Linked DNA regions of Homo sapiens: region 1 is linked to region 2. The links are chromatin contacts, found by Hi-C or POLR2A ChIA-PET in ENCODE. All regions are on one chromosome and are shown on one strand. The core of a region is the stretch at or near the end of the contact, and the rest is flanking DNA. Distances in the headings are between cores, read along the strand shown. Region 1 holds the start of ACTRT2 (actin related protein T2). Region 2 holds the start of PRDM16 (PR/SET domain 16).

Region 1 (6,722 bases), core at 1,114-3,613, 48 kb after region 2:
TTCATTCAGGCTGAATTTCCTGAGTACTTTTTTCTCCTTTCTTCTTTCCGCCTGCATTGCGTCTCCCTCCCTCTTCCCTTGGCGACATGCTGGAACCCACAGTGCATGCACTTGGTAACCACATAGAACACAGGTATGGGTCCACACGAAGCAGCGGACATAGGCAAAGACATGGGGAAGGGGCGCTGTTTTCTTTTCCAAAAAACCAAGGGAAGGACCATGGCGTAAAGAGTTATCTGTATTTTCCACTTCTCTCCCAATAATATTTTGGGTTAATTCCACCACATCAATGTGGAAAAATTCCCTCCATGCATAATTTACTCAACCGTTAACATTGGTGATGGCCATTAACTTTGTTTCCAGCATTCTGCCCCCAAACAATGATGCTATAAACATCACTGAAAGTAAAAACAAACAGAAGAATCACACTTGCTAAGCAGAAGTGTTGATTCTTTGTACTTCCTTTGGGAGCAGGACCCCTGAGTTTAGAGGGCCCTAAACAAACGGTGACTTCTGTTCCCGTCTGTTCCTATCTGCTGAGAGCGGCAGCTCCACCCTGTTCAGCCGCCCGGCCTCACACAAGCAGAGCCCCGGCCCTGGCATGCTAGGTAGGGCCCACACAGGGAGGGGTTTCTTGCTGAGCCGTCAGAACCTGGTGCACGCGCTAGTCCCCACCATCCCTGCCGACTCTCTCAGCCCACCTAAGACCCTTGTTTAGAATGCGGACTCCAGCGCCCTATTCACCTGAGGCCCAGGGCCCTACTTTCATACAAACTGCAGATGGACACAGCCTGGCCTCAGCCCAGGCTTTCTTGGGAGGAAGCGAAGGGGAGCGGGTGTGGACCAAGACACTTCACAGATTCACTGTCAGGGCCAGAAATGACTCTGCCGCCCCCAAGAAGGAACTGAGCCGAGGTGGCCAGGTGTTCCGGCATTGGTCCTTTATTGAACATCCTCCCAAAGCTGGGGCTAGGGTTCACCCCCCACGGTACCCAACGAGAAGCGGCCTTCAGAAGCATCTTCTCTGCACCACGGAGGTCCCAAACTCCTTGAAGTCTGCGGCGGTGACCCACATCTGCTTGAAGCTACTCAGAGAGGTGACGATGGAGGCTCCAATCCAGGTGGAGAACCACCGGTCGGGGGGAGCCGTGATCTTGATGGGGGTGTCCTTGGAGGCCAGCTGCTCCAGCTCCTTGAGAAGCCGGTCATCCAGCCCGTGGAACAGGGTAGTGCCCCCCGACAGCACAATCTCCCCAAAGAGGATCTTCTGGATGTCGGTATCACACTTGGTGATGCTGCTGGAGACCATATTCGAGAGCCCGGGGCTCTGGCTGCCCAGCTGCTGGGGCACGAACAGGGCCTCGGGCGCCTGGTGCAGCGGGTCCCCGAGGCTGATGATGTTCCCGTCGGGCAGCTTGTACTCCCTCAGGACCTCCTCCGGCCTCCGGGAAAGCTCCTTCTCGGGCTCCAAGGCCACGTAGCACAGCTTCTTTTTGATGTCGTCCACGAGACCCTTGTCCAGCTGGCAGGGGAAGGTGTGGCCGCTGGCCAGGAGCAGCTGCATGAGGAGCTCCGTGATGTCCCTGCCCGCCACGTGGAGCTTGGTGACTGCGTGGGGCAGGGAGTAACCCTCAAAGATGGGGACAGTGCAGGTGACCGCATCCCCGCTGTCCACCACCAGGCCCGTGACACAGGCAGAGGCGTAGAGAGCCAGCACCGCCTGGTCCGACAGGTAGAAAGCGGGCACGCCGAAGTTCTCGAACATGACTTCTGCCATCTTCTCACGGTTCTCCCTGGGGTTCAGGGAGGGCTCCGTTGCAAGCAGGGGCTGGTCGCTGGGTTTCACGCCTAGCTCCCACTCAAAGAGGTGCTTCCAGAGTCTCTCCACGTCATCCCACCCTGTGATCAGGCCACGCTCGAAAGGGGAGTGCAGCTGCAGGGCCTCCTGCTTGTACAGGGCCTCCTCCCCCACAAAGTACTTCTTCTGGTTGGCCTCTGCTGAGGGAGCCTGGAATTTCAGGTGCCCCACGATGGAGCTGACCATGTGCCGGGGTCCAAACTCCCCAGACAGGCCCGCTTTGCAGAACCCCGAGCCATTGTCAAAAATCACAGCCGGGGAGTCTAAAGCGTGCGGATTAAACATGCCCGCAGCCTTCCCTTCTCAGCCTCATCAAAATAAAGACCAGCCCTCCAGGGCCGCTTTGTGATGCAATAGGGGATCCCACAGCTCTTCCCACAGCTCTCGGGGTGTCTCAAGGCAGGGCTAGCACCGTGCCCGGGAGCCCTGCATCCTCAGCCGCAGGTCTGCTCTCCCTCCAGGTGGCCTGGGCCTGCTGAGGCCTCTTCCAGGGGGCCAGGGGGTTGTCTCCTAGGTAACAATCTAGCCAAGGCAACGATTGTCCTGAGCCTCAGAGGCCCTGGGGGTGGGGCTCTGAGTCCCCCATCCCCCACAGGGTGAGGTGAGAGAGAGAGAGAGAGACAAGTGCATCCTAGGGCGGTGCTGGACAAGCCTGTGGGCTGAGGCAGAGACTTAGCTTTAGAGTGGAGAGAAGCAGCCCAGCCTGCGTGCACCCTAGAAAACCAGCTTCTCTGGCCCCTGAGCTGCAACTTCTGGGGTGACAACACTTCCCTTTGCTAAGGGGGAAAACCAAGCACCAGGTCGGAGGGGTGTTGTAAGCAGTTCTGTCCCAGCAGGCACTTAGAATGTGCTTTTGAATAGTGATTCCCCCAGGAAGCTCTCAGGGATTTCTCCTCCCTCCATCCCATTAGTCCTGGCTGTCTGTCCCACTGGGTAGACCCTATTCAAAGCCCTCTGGGCTGCTGGCCCTTTGTCCAGGAATACATCTCTGCTCTGGCTTGAGGCCAGCACCCCTCATTCCTCTCTGCAGACTCTGAAGTGCCAGCACACAACAAAGTCCAGCAGCCATAGAGTTGGGAACCCAACAGCCCTGAAGATATGGCCTGCTGGTTTCACATGGGTAGCCTGGATTGCAGCCTGTGACACCTCTCTGTGTCTATGAGCTGCCACACAGTCAGGCCACAACCACAGAGCAATGCTCAGAGGTGACCAGGCCATTAAAGGTCAAGGCCTGAGCATGACCAGGAAGGAGGCACCGGGCCAGGCCAAGGGCACCCACAACAGTGCACGCCCGGCACTCAGACCCCCGCTTTGTCTTCCGCTTGGGGAGAAAGTGGGAGGGGATCCAACCTGGGAACCAGCTTCACTTTTTTCCTAAGGAGGTTGGAGGTGGCCTTGGAGAATGTGAGGTTTATTCTACCTCTCCTGTCATATCCACAATCATGCTCCAGCCCAGCTTGGCCCCCCAGAGTTCTCCCAGAGGACGCCTCCCGGGGTCACTCCCTTCCTGGAGCCCCTCAGCTCCTGCTGGTGGCCCCCTCTGTGTGTCCTGCCTGCCCTGCTGACCCACCAGCAGGCATTAATCCGATGGTGGTGTAGACACATGTTGTAGATGGGCAGTCTAGACACGTGGTACAGACATGTGGTGTAGACACGAGGTACAGACGCATATGGATGTGCCGTGTAGATGCATGGGATAGATGGGTGGTGTAGACACGCGCGGTACACTCGTTGTTGATGTGTGGTGTAGATGTGTCTTGTTGACACGTGGTTTTGTGGGCCCCACTAATCCCTGGGTGGTAGTCAACAAAAACTTGATTATTGAAGGATTTTCCTAGAGGGGACCCCCCCAGAGGGAAACTGAGTCAAAAGCGTGCCAGGGCAGGTGTGGCTCTTAAATCTCCATTTCTCTGGAAACTGTGGCAGCCACCACACAGCTTGCTTGCAGTCGTCTCAGAGACCCCGGGCTCCCTGAGGCAGTAGGTGTGGACGGAGGCACTGACCCATGGGCACGGCCTAGGGCCCTGAGGCCTCCTTCGAAACCTGTTGACCCAGACGCTGGAGCTCCTCCCTGCCCACATCAAGGTCACCCCGCAGGTCCTGCTGAAGGTCACCTGAGGCCTGTGCTGGGGGACACGGAGAGTGTCCCGGGGCAGGGGCAGGCACCATCCCGACCCTGCTCCTGTTCGATAGCAGGCACGGGCAGAGGGTGCCCCCCTTGAACGCCATCTTCCAGGGGCAGGCGCCATCCCAACCCCGCTCCTGTTCGATAGCGTGCACGGGCAAATGGTGCCCCCCTCGAAGGTCATCTTCCAGGCAGGTCCCAGGCTGCGAGGTGACTCATCCTCCAATGCCTTTCTGGCTGTCCCATGCAGCCACATTCACAACAGAAGGACCACCCTGCGCGGGAAGGGTTCCCTCCTCGCTGAACTAGGAGACCACAGGCGCCAGTCCTGGGAAATACAAGTGGGCCCATCCCTGCTGACCTGCACAACCTGGGGTCCTGGCAGAGGTGTGGCTGTCCACAAGGCTGGCCCTTTGAAGCCCTGGGACAGGATCTGGGAGGCTCTCTCCTGGCTCTGCAGAGGGGCAAGGTCCCTCTCAGTCACATGCCCTGCTGAGCACTGGCTCAACATCAGCCGATGCTACCAGAGATGGCCCCAGATGGGCACCAGGTTTACCCAGGAGGGCGAGAGAGTGCCGCTCAGGGATGGTACGTGCCCCCCCGGCTGAGCCCTCTCTGCCCACAGCCCCCGGCTAAGCCCTGTCTACCTTGTAGAGATGGCCTTGGCCTGGGAAGGGCCCGCAAGGCTGGGACGACTAAGCCTGCTGTGTTGTCTCCCAGACCCCGGCTCTGCACAGTCCAGGTCCACCACCAACCTGTGGGGATTGCTAAGGTTTCGAGTCTCACATTTTGGGGAGAGCATTCCCTGGCTGGCTGCTGCGCCTTGGGGTTCCAGCCTGCAGCCATCACAGAGGGTCTGCATCCTTGGTTCTCAGGTGTGGCTGGAAGTGCGTCAGTGTCGCCCAATACTCGGGGCTGAGCTGAGAGGAACGTGCTCCGATGCTTTCTAGATTTTGGCTCTGCCGGTGGCCACAGTGGGAGGCAGTGGCAATGCTGGTGCGGAGGGCTCTTGGGTCAGGCACACAGATGCTTTGAGGTGGCCCTGGGCGGGCTGGGGTCTTGGGCATTTGCAGGCAGGACAGAGGAGGAGGCAGACGCCGCTAAGCCTGGGCTGCTGAGCTCCCGGTGGGGTGTTGTGGGGCTTCTGAGGTTCCTCCATCCCCTGTTGCTGTCACAAGGCACAGTCACAGCACCCCGGGCACAGCCTCTTACCCTTGTGCATGTCCTGCAAAAACACACAGGCCCCCGCCCCCGCCCTCCCCGGCCCGGCTGCTTCCCCAGCCTCCACATTAGGTCTGGGACTTTCCACCTATTTTCAGCTCTTCTCGGTCCCTCCATGACCCCTGCCAGTCCCCGTTTTGGAGAAGACAAGGGCATACCCCCAAGTACACAACTGGGAAAGCCGGGGCACTGGCAGCACAGTGGCCCTGGGCCAGGTCCTTTTTTCCCTAAATGTTTTCACTGTCCCTGCTGAGCCTGGGAGAAGTGGTGCCCTTGGCCTTGGGTCTGGTGCCCTGACCCATCCTGGTAACTCAGGAGAGTCGTGGCCGAGATGCCACATGCCCGGCAGAGCAGGCCCTTCGAAGCCCACCACATTGCTGTTTGTCTATTTGGGAGAAGCAATTGGCAGGCAGGGTGGTCTTGCCCTAGTTACCATCGGGATGCCTGGACACCCGGGGCGACGCTGGCTCCGTCACCGTCGTATCTGGGTTTGCTGTTGGAGCCGAGAACCTCAGGGGCAAGGCCTGGCTCAGGGCCCTGCCGCTGGCTCGGTAGACGCTTCTGTCCTGGCTGCTCAGTGTCTCACTGGGCTGAAGAATTGTCTGCCATGTGGGCAGAGCCAGAAGAAGCAGGAAGGACCCTGAAGACCCTACCACCAAGGAGGCCTGGCCACTGTCTGGGGCTGGCACCACGTGGCCACTGAGAAGATCCAGTGGGTTTAAGAGCCACAGCCTATGTGACATTCTACTGGTTTCCAGCTGTCCCCAGGGCAGAAGTTCCTCCCTGTGGTTCTCGGTTCTCAGGTGCCTGGGAACCTCGGCCTCTTCCCATCAGCGGTGCGAGACACCGTGCTCACCATCCATGAGGAAACACCTTCGACCCTCTGACTACTTGTGTCTGCACCTCCTGGAGGTACCCGTGTGAGACCCACAGGGGTCCCTGTCACCTAGGGGATTTGATGTCCAACTGGACAGAAACCCCAGTAGCTGAGCGGTCTTGGAGCTCATGGGGAGCGCTGGTGGCGAAGGCTGTTATTAACACAAGGACGTTCTCCTTTCCCTGCTCCAATTAGAGGCCACGGTTCCGCCTTGGTCCACCCCCACCCGCGCTGAGCAAGCCTCATAAATCACTTGAACAAGTTTATGGGTGAGCTGGCTGCACCGCCAACCCCCTCCAGGGCAGGGCTCACCCTGAGATGATTCTGGGGTCATCATTTCGTCCTACACAGAAAGCCTCATTCTTCCTTCTGCTGGAGTAGTTGTGCCCAGCACAGCCGCCTCCCACTCCGCCAGCACCCCCCACCCACCTCCCATCCCCGGGGAGGGGCCCTGAGACTGCAGCTGGAGGTGGATGGACGTGGGTGTCCCCGGGAAGCTGTCAGGCATTTGAGCTTGGAGTGGGCAGCCCTGTATCTGCTGGGCACCCCCTGCCCCCACTAGCCTGGCTTAGGGTGCCCCGGTCACCGAAAACCTGGGCGAGGGGCCTCTCTGTCGGCCCCATTGTCCCTGGTTCCATCTG
Region 2 (7,024 bases), core at 1,600-4,099:
AGCCACAGCCCCGGCTTGGGTGCCCCAGTGGCCACCTCTGTCCTTGGAAAGCTCAGCTGGAAGCCCGGGTCACCCCCGGAGCCGCCACCATTTGGCCCTTCACAAGACCCAATCCAGAGGACTAACCCACCTGAACTGAGGCTTGGAGTGGGGTCTCCAGGGAAACACAAACGAAATTACACCTCCAGATGCACACTCGGCGGTGGCCCCCGAAATGCTGGGTCATGGGGTCACCTCCACTGGCCTGGTTGCTGTTCTGTGCCCAGCCTGAATACCAACCTGGTAACCATGACCTTGCCCCTGCCCAACCCCACAGTCCCCTGACCTGGTCAGCATTGTGGGGAGGGGAGGACCTGCTGGCTGGAGTGCTGGCCCTACCGCCTCTGACTCGGGTAATGGACTATGGTCCCCGGGGAAGTTCACATCTGCTTAAAATATCGCCTGATGAAATGAAATTCTTCAGCGGATCCTGCCTTCTTGCTCAGGGCAGGCAGTGTGATCCTGAACCTGCCTCAGCCACCTTGGGGGGCCTGGGACAAGCGGTCCCAGCTGTGGAGCCTGGAAGGAGGGGTTCCCAGCGCTCGGCCAAGTGTGGACAGAGGGCCGAGGCCTGGCAGTCACCTCTCATGGGGTTTTTCCTCACTAAAGACTCTCGGGAAAAGGAAGCCAGCGCTCGGCGCTCCCGCTGGGCCCGGCTCTCCGGCCTCCTGGCCAGATGGCTGCCAGGCACCACTTCTGGTCCTGAGCGGACCCGGTCCCGGGCCACCTTCCCCACCTGGCAGAGGTGGAGCCGGCGGAGAGCTGGGGCCTCTCGGAAGTTTCCAGGGCCGCGCGGGTGCGCCGAGTCCGCCTCTCGCTTGCAGCGAAGGCCCCGGCGTCAGCGCGGCCGGTTTCCCCTTTCTCGTTCCAGCTTAGGGCCCATCCTGGGCGAGGGCCTGACCTGGCGGCCCACACGCAGCCCGGTGGTCCCGACTCTGAGCAGGCCCGCGGTGCACACACAGAACCGAACCCGAACACGCACACGCACACCCCACGCGCGGAGGGCCCGCAACGCCGCGCACAGACAGCCCCTTCGCGTCGGCGGCGAAACGCCCGGTCTTGTTCGCACCAAGAGGGGTCAGAGGTCACGGGAGGCCGAGGCCGAGGGCACCCGGCAGCGGAGCGCGGCGGGAAGGGGGCGCCTCACCCAGGGGCCGGGAACGGCCGATGGCGGGGCGCAGGAGCGTCCGGCACAAACTCGGGAGCTGCTTTTCCCTGGTGCACAGAGCGCGGGGCCTACGGCCGCGGGGCAGCTGTTGGGACGAGCCGGGCGGGCCCCGAGCCGAGGGAGCGGAGCTTCGGAAAACCGCCGCGAGTCCCGCGCGCACCCGGCTCACGTTTGGGGGCTCGGCCCCGGGAGCTGCGAGGCCGGCCTGGAGGGACCCGGCCCCGGAGGCGCGGACGGAACGGCGTGGGTCGGGCGGGGACCTCGAGGGGAGCGGCCCGGGCGCCTCTTCTGCGGGTGGGCGGGCGGGCGGCCTGCAGAGGAGGGGGCGGCGGGAGCAGGCGGCGCCGATTCCGCTCCGCGCGGCGCTGGCCGCTTCGCTGCAGCCGGGGCTTCGGCGGGGCTGCGGGAGCCGCGCTGGCCGGGCCGCGGCTCCGCCTGTCCTCACCTGCCCGCCCGCCTCACCGCGGATGGCGCCGGCGACCGGGGCTGCGGGGTGCGCGCGGGCTGCTCGGAGGCGCTGTGGCGGGCGAGGGCGCGGGTGGCTGGAGCACCCGGCCCGCGGCAAGGACCGGCTGGCGGCAGGCGGGGCGCGCGGAGCCCGGGGCTCGGCCGAGACGGAGCGAAAGAGAAAGTAAGACCGAGGACCGGGCAGCCTGGCCGGGGCAGCTCTGTCCCCGCCGGGCCCGGCTGTGCCAGGCAAGCGGGTACAGAGGGGTCCACGCGGGCCCGAGGGCGGCAGCGGCGGGTCGGGAGGTGGCCGGGTGGGTCCCTCCTGTCGGAGGCACTGTCGCCCCGGCGGCCCGCGCAGGCTGCCGGCGTCCCAGAGGAGCGCCCTCCACCACGCGGGGCACAGCCGGGGATAAACTTCACGACCACAGTTCCCAGCCCGGGCAAAAGTCTCCATTTTGCTCCCCAAGTGGCTGCGGCTGTCCCGCCGTCGCCACCCCTGCCCCTGCGCCCGCGGAGCCGGGTGGGCGCCGGCCCGCGCCCCCTCCTCCGCCCCTCCCCGGCTCGGGGTCTCCCTCCTCTGCGCCCGGCTGGCGGACGCCAAAGGCGGTGCTCTAGCGCCCACTATTTCAAAAGCCCGGAATATGATTTGACCAGGACTGAGAGCCACTCGGAGAGAGAGAGGGAGAGAGCGAGCGGGGAGGAAAAAGTTGCTCTCCCCTTTCGTCAACTTTTCGCTAACTTTCACTTTTCGCTCCCCTCCACCCCCGGCCCTCCCCCTCCGCCCCCCTCCCCGGCCCCCACCGCGCGCCTCGGGTTCCCGGGCCCGAGCGCCTGACACTGGTGGGGGGGGAGGGGGTTCCGCGGGGAGGGGGCCGGCGCCTTCGGGGAGCGCGCGGCCCGGGCGCCCCGAGCCTCCGCGCCGAGCCCGGTCGCCCCGGAGCGCGGGAGGCGGAGCAGCCCCCCGGGCCGCGCGGCCGAGCCGGGGGCCCGGAGCCGCAGGCGCGCCGGCCGCGCCCCGACGCGCACCCCTGGCCCGGGCGCCCCGGCCCGGCGGCCCGGGCCCCGGCGGCGCGGCGCGGCCGAGCGCGGGAGACTTACTTTTGGCTAGCTTCCTCGCCCTCGCCTTGGATCGCATGGTGTCGGCTCGCGGAATCTCTCTCCTCCTCCTTGAGTCCAGAAGCAGCCACACACTATCTTCATCTCCCCAGCATTGTCAGTTTGGACACCTTCGCACATGCGCACAGAGCACTCAATCTGACACCCCTCGCCGGGGCCAAAAAAACTTTGCAATGTATTCATCATCCTCATCGTCGCGCCGCCGCCGCCGCCGCCGCCGCCTCGGCGCGGGATTGGGGGGCTCTCCTCGGCCTTCTCGGTCTTCGTCTCACTTATCTCTCCCCCCTCTCCCCCCCCCCCTTTTCAGCGCAGCTCGGAACTGGCCCTTTAAGAAAACATTCCGTGTTCGGCGCTCCCGCCCGGGGCCCGCACCCCGGACACTTTAAAAGGACCCAGGTGGCCCCGGAGGCGAGGTGACTATCCCCCCACCCTGCCCCTGCGTCGCGGCGCGTCGCGCTGCTGCTCCCGCCCCAGCCGGGGCCGAAGATGGGGCGGCGGCTGCGGTTTTCCACACGACTTCCTTGGATCTCGGGGCACACGCGCCGATAGTTCGGACGCGAGTCCGGGCTGGTTTTGCTCCGTTTTACTGCGTTTGATTACTAATTTAAAAGCTTTGCGTTCCCCGTCGCCCCGGCCCGCTTTTCTCCTGCATTCTCCCCTCGGCCCCCGTCCCCGCCCTGCGATCGCTGGAGGGGGCGTCGGGGCTCGCGCGCCAGAACCCGGCTCCTCCGAAGCCCCCTCCGGGCCCCACCGCCCCCCTCGCGCCTCCCGGCCCCCGCCTCCTCCCCTTCGCCCCCACCCAACGGCTGCTGCTTCGGGCTTCGCGGCTCAAAAACAACAGCGGAGGCGCCGCCAGCTCCGCGCTCCGCCACTGCCCAGGCCGGCGGGCGGCACTCGGACCCGCCGCCCTCGGTCCCTCGCGAGGCCACGGAGGCCAACACGCCTCGCACGGGGGGACAGCGCGGGGGCAGCCGTCCAAACACCAGGCGTCCTCGGCTGGTCGTCCCAGGGCGCCCGCACCTCTCCGCCCGCGCTCTCCTGCCGCCGCGCCCCCAAGGTGAGTACCCGGCTGCGCGAGCGCCCGAGCTGGGCCACCTTCGGGGACCCGGGCCACTGGGGACACTCCCCTCTGGCCTCTCGGGGCCCAGGTGCGTAGCGGGCGGAAAGGCCAGCGGCGCAGGTGGAGCAGCTCGGACGGGAGCCGACCAGACGCTTCCTCTTCCCCTGTAGCCCCCAAACTCCGAGGCGCTGCGGCGGAGGGGCCGGGCTGAGCGCAGGCAGGGTGGCCCGGGCCCAGGAGCCTGACGGCCTGAGTGCGGATTTCTCATCTGAGTATCTGGGAATCGAGAATGAATTGGAAGGAAACCGAGGCGCTGCCCTGGCCAGGTTGCTGCCCCGCACCCTTCCGGAGCACCGAAGTCCTGCCCGGCAACGGGACTTGGAGCTGCCGCAGAGTCAGCCTGAGCCCGAGGCAGGGGTCGCGCCCGCGATGCGGGGTCTCTGCGCCGCCCCGCGAGGCTCCTGGCCTTGCCCTCCCTGCCCTTTGTTGTGTAATAAGACCTGTGGCGGCTCCACTGAGACCCACACGTGCAACTCCGCGCCTCCGCGTTAAAGGAGGTGAAACGCAGCAGCCCTGAGAAACCCCGAGACCCCGGTGTCCTAGCAGAGGCGCCCCGGATGGGGAGGGGCGCGGGGCCGGCGCCACCCCAGAGGAAAAGCCCAGCGGAGCCGGGTTGGGCAGGAGCTGGCGGCGGCGGTGCGCTGGGCCTTCTGCCTTGGATCCTCCGCGGTCGGCACCGCTTCCCTGCTCAGATTCGAACCCAGATTCGGCTCCCAAGGCTCCCACGGCTCCAGGGTGCCCAGTCTTGCAGCCAGCTCGCCGCCCGAGCCCCGGATGGAGGAAGCGCTCACTGGCCGCTACCTCTGCTGTTTCTGGCACCAGGTGAGTGTCGCCTAGAGAAGGGCCATGAGCAATGGCACAGCCCCATTCCCTGCCGTCCTTTCGAGGGTCTATCGACCCCTTTACCCACCCTCCCCACACCCTGACCATCTTTCTACAGGGGTTGGGGCAGAGAACAGCTCAGTTTACAGGCCCGGCTCTGGAGGTCTTGATCTGCCTAGCCAACTAGGGCACCGCTGCAGCTTTGCACCGCCAAGGCCGGTTCTGAACCTGCTCGCCCCAGTGGGTGGGAGGTGCTGGAGCCCAGGAACACGGGCGCTGTCTTGCCTAAACCCCGCCAAGGGCAGGTTCCCAACGGTGGGCCCAACCTGGCTGGAGCTGCTGGCTAGAAAGGACTCAAGGTCACTCCCATATCTCTGCACCCAGGTCCCCCTTGCTCCTGCCTGAAGCCTCTGCAGGTTTGGGAGGAGGCCTGGGGAAGTTACTATGGTGCCTGCGAACCACTCCCACCTGCAGAGAGGGTCCCTTCCCCACCCTCACCCTGCAGCCCAGCAGAGGCCTCCTTTGCCCCTGGCCTGGAGGTAGCCAACAGATGCCAAGGTTGTGCAGTCCTGGCCTTCTTCTACGGGTGCCCCAACTCTCTCAGGCCCTCTCCCTGCCTCCTCCTCCAGCTCAGGAGGTGGTTCTCAGAACCCTGGCCAGGCTAGGACAGGACAGCCATCCCTGGCCTGTTGCCAGCCCCTAGGGAAGAAGGGCAGGAGGTATGGGAGCAAGCTGGTCTGTGCCATCTGGTCCTTGCCCTCCACCAGGCTGTTGGGTAGGGATGGGGTCATGGATCTGCCTGGGAAGGGGTAGCTGCCGGTCAAGCCTCGCCAGGGAGACAGCCGGGCTGCCTACCTGCAAGGCACTGACGCAGCCCTGGCTCCAGTGGGGCAGTGTCTCCCGAGCCTGCTCGAGGAGCCCAGGCAGGCTGTCCCCAAGGCCATGGCCCTGGCCGAGGTTGCATCCTGGCCTGGCCAGGCCCTGCCCCCGCGTGGCCAGACTTAGAAGCGGAGAGCAGGTCAGGCATTGAGGAGTCCCGTGGGGAAAAAGGGTGAAGCAGGGAAGATCAGATGCAAGTCCTCCCTGGGGCCCAGTTCTGTGTCCCTGCCTGGCAAGGGCTTTGGGGGGCTTGGAGAACAGGTAGGGCAAATGTAGGCCCAGTGGGGAAAAGGTTGATACTAAAAGGTCTAAGGGCAATTTTCAAACCAAGTCTAGCTCTGCAGAGCCTTGAGGCTGATGCCAGGCCCTGGGGCCCCTGCGCTGGGATTGTAAGTGCTGTAAGCTCATTCCTACTGACCTCCTTGGGTCGTCCAAGGACAGTGAGTGTGGGTTGGCCACATAGAGGCTCCTACACTGGACAACTGCACGCTGCTGTCGAGTTCCAAAACCAATTTCATAGCTGGGGTCTTGGAGGCTAGAGCGGGGCTTTAACCACCAACTTCTGCTGGGGTCTGGGCAGAGAGGGAGTCCATGGAAACTCGATTTCTCCATGAGCCCTGCAGACTCCCAGTGTTTCTAACGGCTGGAGACCCATGACCAGGTTAATTCCTTAGGGAAAAGGCCGGGTTTGAGAGCCAGAAATGCTGGTCCTGCCGTGCTGGAGGAAGCATCTTATTAGCGAGTAGGAGGCCCCCAAGCCCCAGGGGTTCCCCAGAAGCCCATTGAGTAGCAGAACTACCATGCCGGCCTGCCCTCCACTCCCGGAATCTACAAATGCATTCAAGGGCTAGAGGGCCCCTTCGCTTGGCCAGGCCTTGTGCCCCATGCCAACTGGCAGGGTCAGAGCAGCCCCAGCTGCCCCTACCCCCAGCCCCTCAGGCCCCAGGGAGCCCTGCTTCGGGCCGTGTGTGCAGGACAGGAGGTAGGCATGGCACCTGGCAAGATGGACTCACCTCACCAGGTTCTTTCTCTCCCACTTTCTCTCCCCTCACCTCACCCCTTTCTCTCCCACTCCTCTGTGCTTTTTGAACTTAGCCATGGGTTTTCAGATACTTGGCCTCAGGCTCTATTGAATTCCAGGTCAAGGTTTTACTGACTCCACACCCCCACCTTGTTCCTCCGGGTAGCAAAGAAGCACACAGCCTCTGGTTTACCAACGGGCTTTCCTGGGAGATTGGAAATGCCCCAGGTGGGATCCAGATCGCCAGCGCTCACCCCACCCCCAATACGTGGGCCACTGAGTCAGGCCAGGATGAGGCTCTTGCTCCCCGGGCATGTTCTCCTGCCCCAGACTTGAGCAGCAGGAGCCAGGAGACCACAGGGGCCCTTGGGGATGGCTGACTTGGCTCCCACTAGACAGAGGGGAACAT

The links. Hi-C counts contacts between places; a loop is a spot of excess contacts on that map. ChIA-PET counts read pairs that join two places held with the same protein, here RNA polymerase II (POLR2A). Pooled maps may share reads with other maps.
Region 1: a loop to region 2 is called in a map of naive thymus-derived CD4-positive, alpha-beta T cell, with 2.5 times the contacts of the local background. The contact joins the promoter of ACTRT2 here to the promoter of PRDM16 in region 2. A Hi-C loop is called at or near these places in 4 of 168 maps with a recorded cell type or tissue (aorta, ascending aorta, heart left ventricle and 1 more) and 10 of 50 pooled maps. POLR2A ChIA-PET finds 5 or more read pairs at or near these places in 1 of 52 experiments (endothelial cell of umbilical vein).

What each region holds. Positions count from the first base shown.
Region 1 is chr1:3,017,108-3,023,829 of GRCh38, reverse strand. It overlaps ACTRT2 (actin related protein T2), which reads right to left and starts at 2,363. Exons shown (of 1, transcript NM_080431.5): 1 at 927-2,363. The coding sequence starts at 2,143. The coding sequence ends at 1,010.
Region 2 is chr1:3,065,028-3,072,051 of GRCh38, reverse strand. It overlaps PRDM16 (PR/SET domain 16), which reads right to left and starts at 2,849. Exons shown (of 17, transcript NM_022114.4): 1 at 2,756-2,849. The coding sequence starts at 2,792. It overlaps LOC124903827 (translation initiation factor IF-2), which reads left to right. Exons shown (of 5, transcript XM_047436614.1): 1 at 1-1,838; 2 at 3,081-3,830; 3 at 4,004-4,715. The coding sequence starts at 189. The coding sequence ends at 3,104. It overlaps PRDM16-DT (PRDM16 divergent transcript), which reads left to right and starts at 4,327. Exons shown (of 6, transcript NR_015440.1): 1 at 4,327-4,715. It also overlaps the pseudogene LOC100420339. RefSeq lists an enhancer at 3,956-4,530.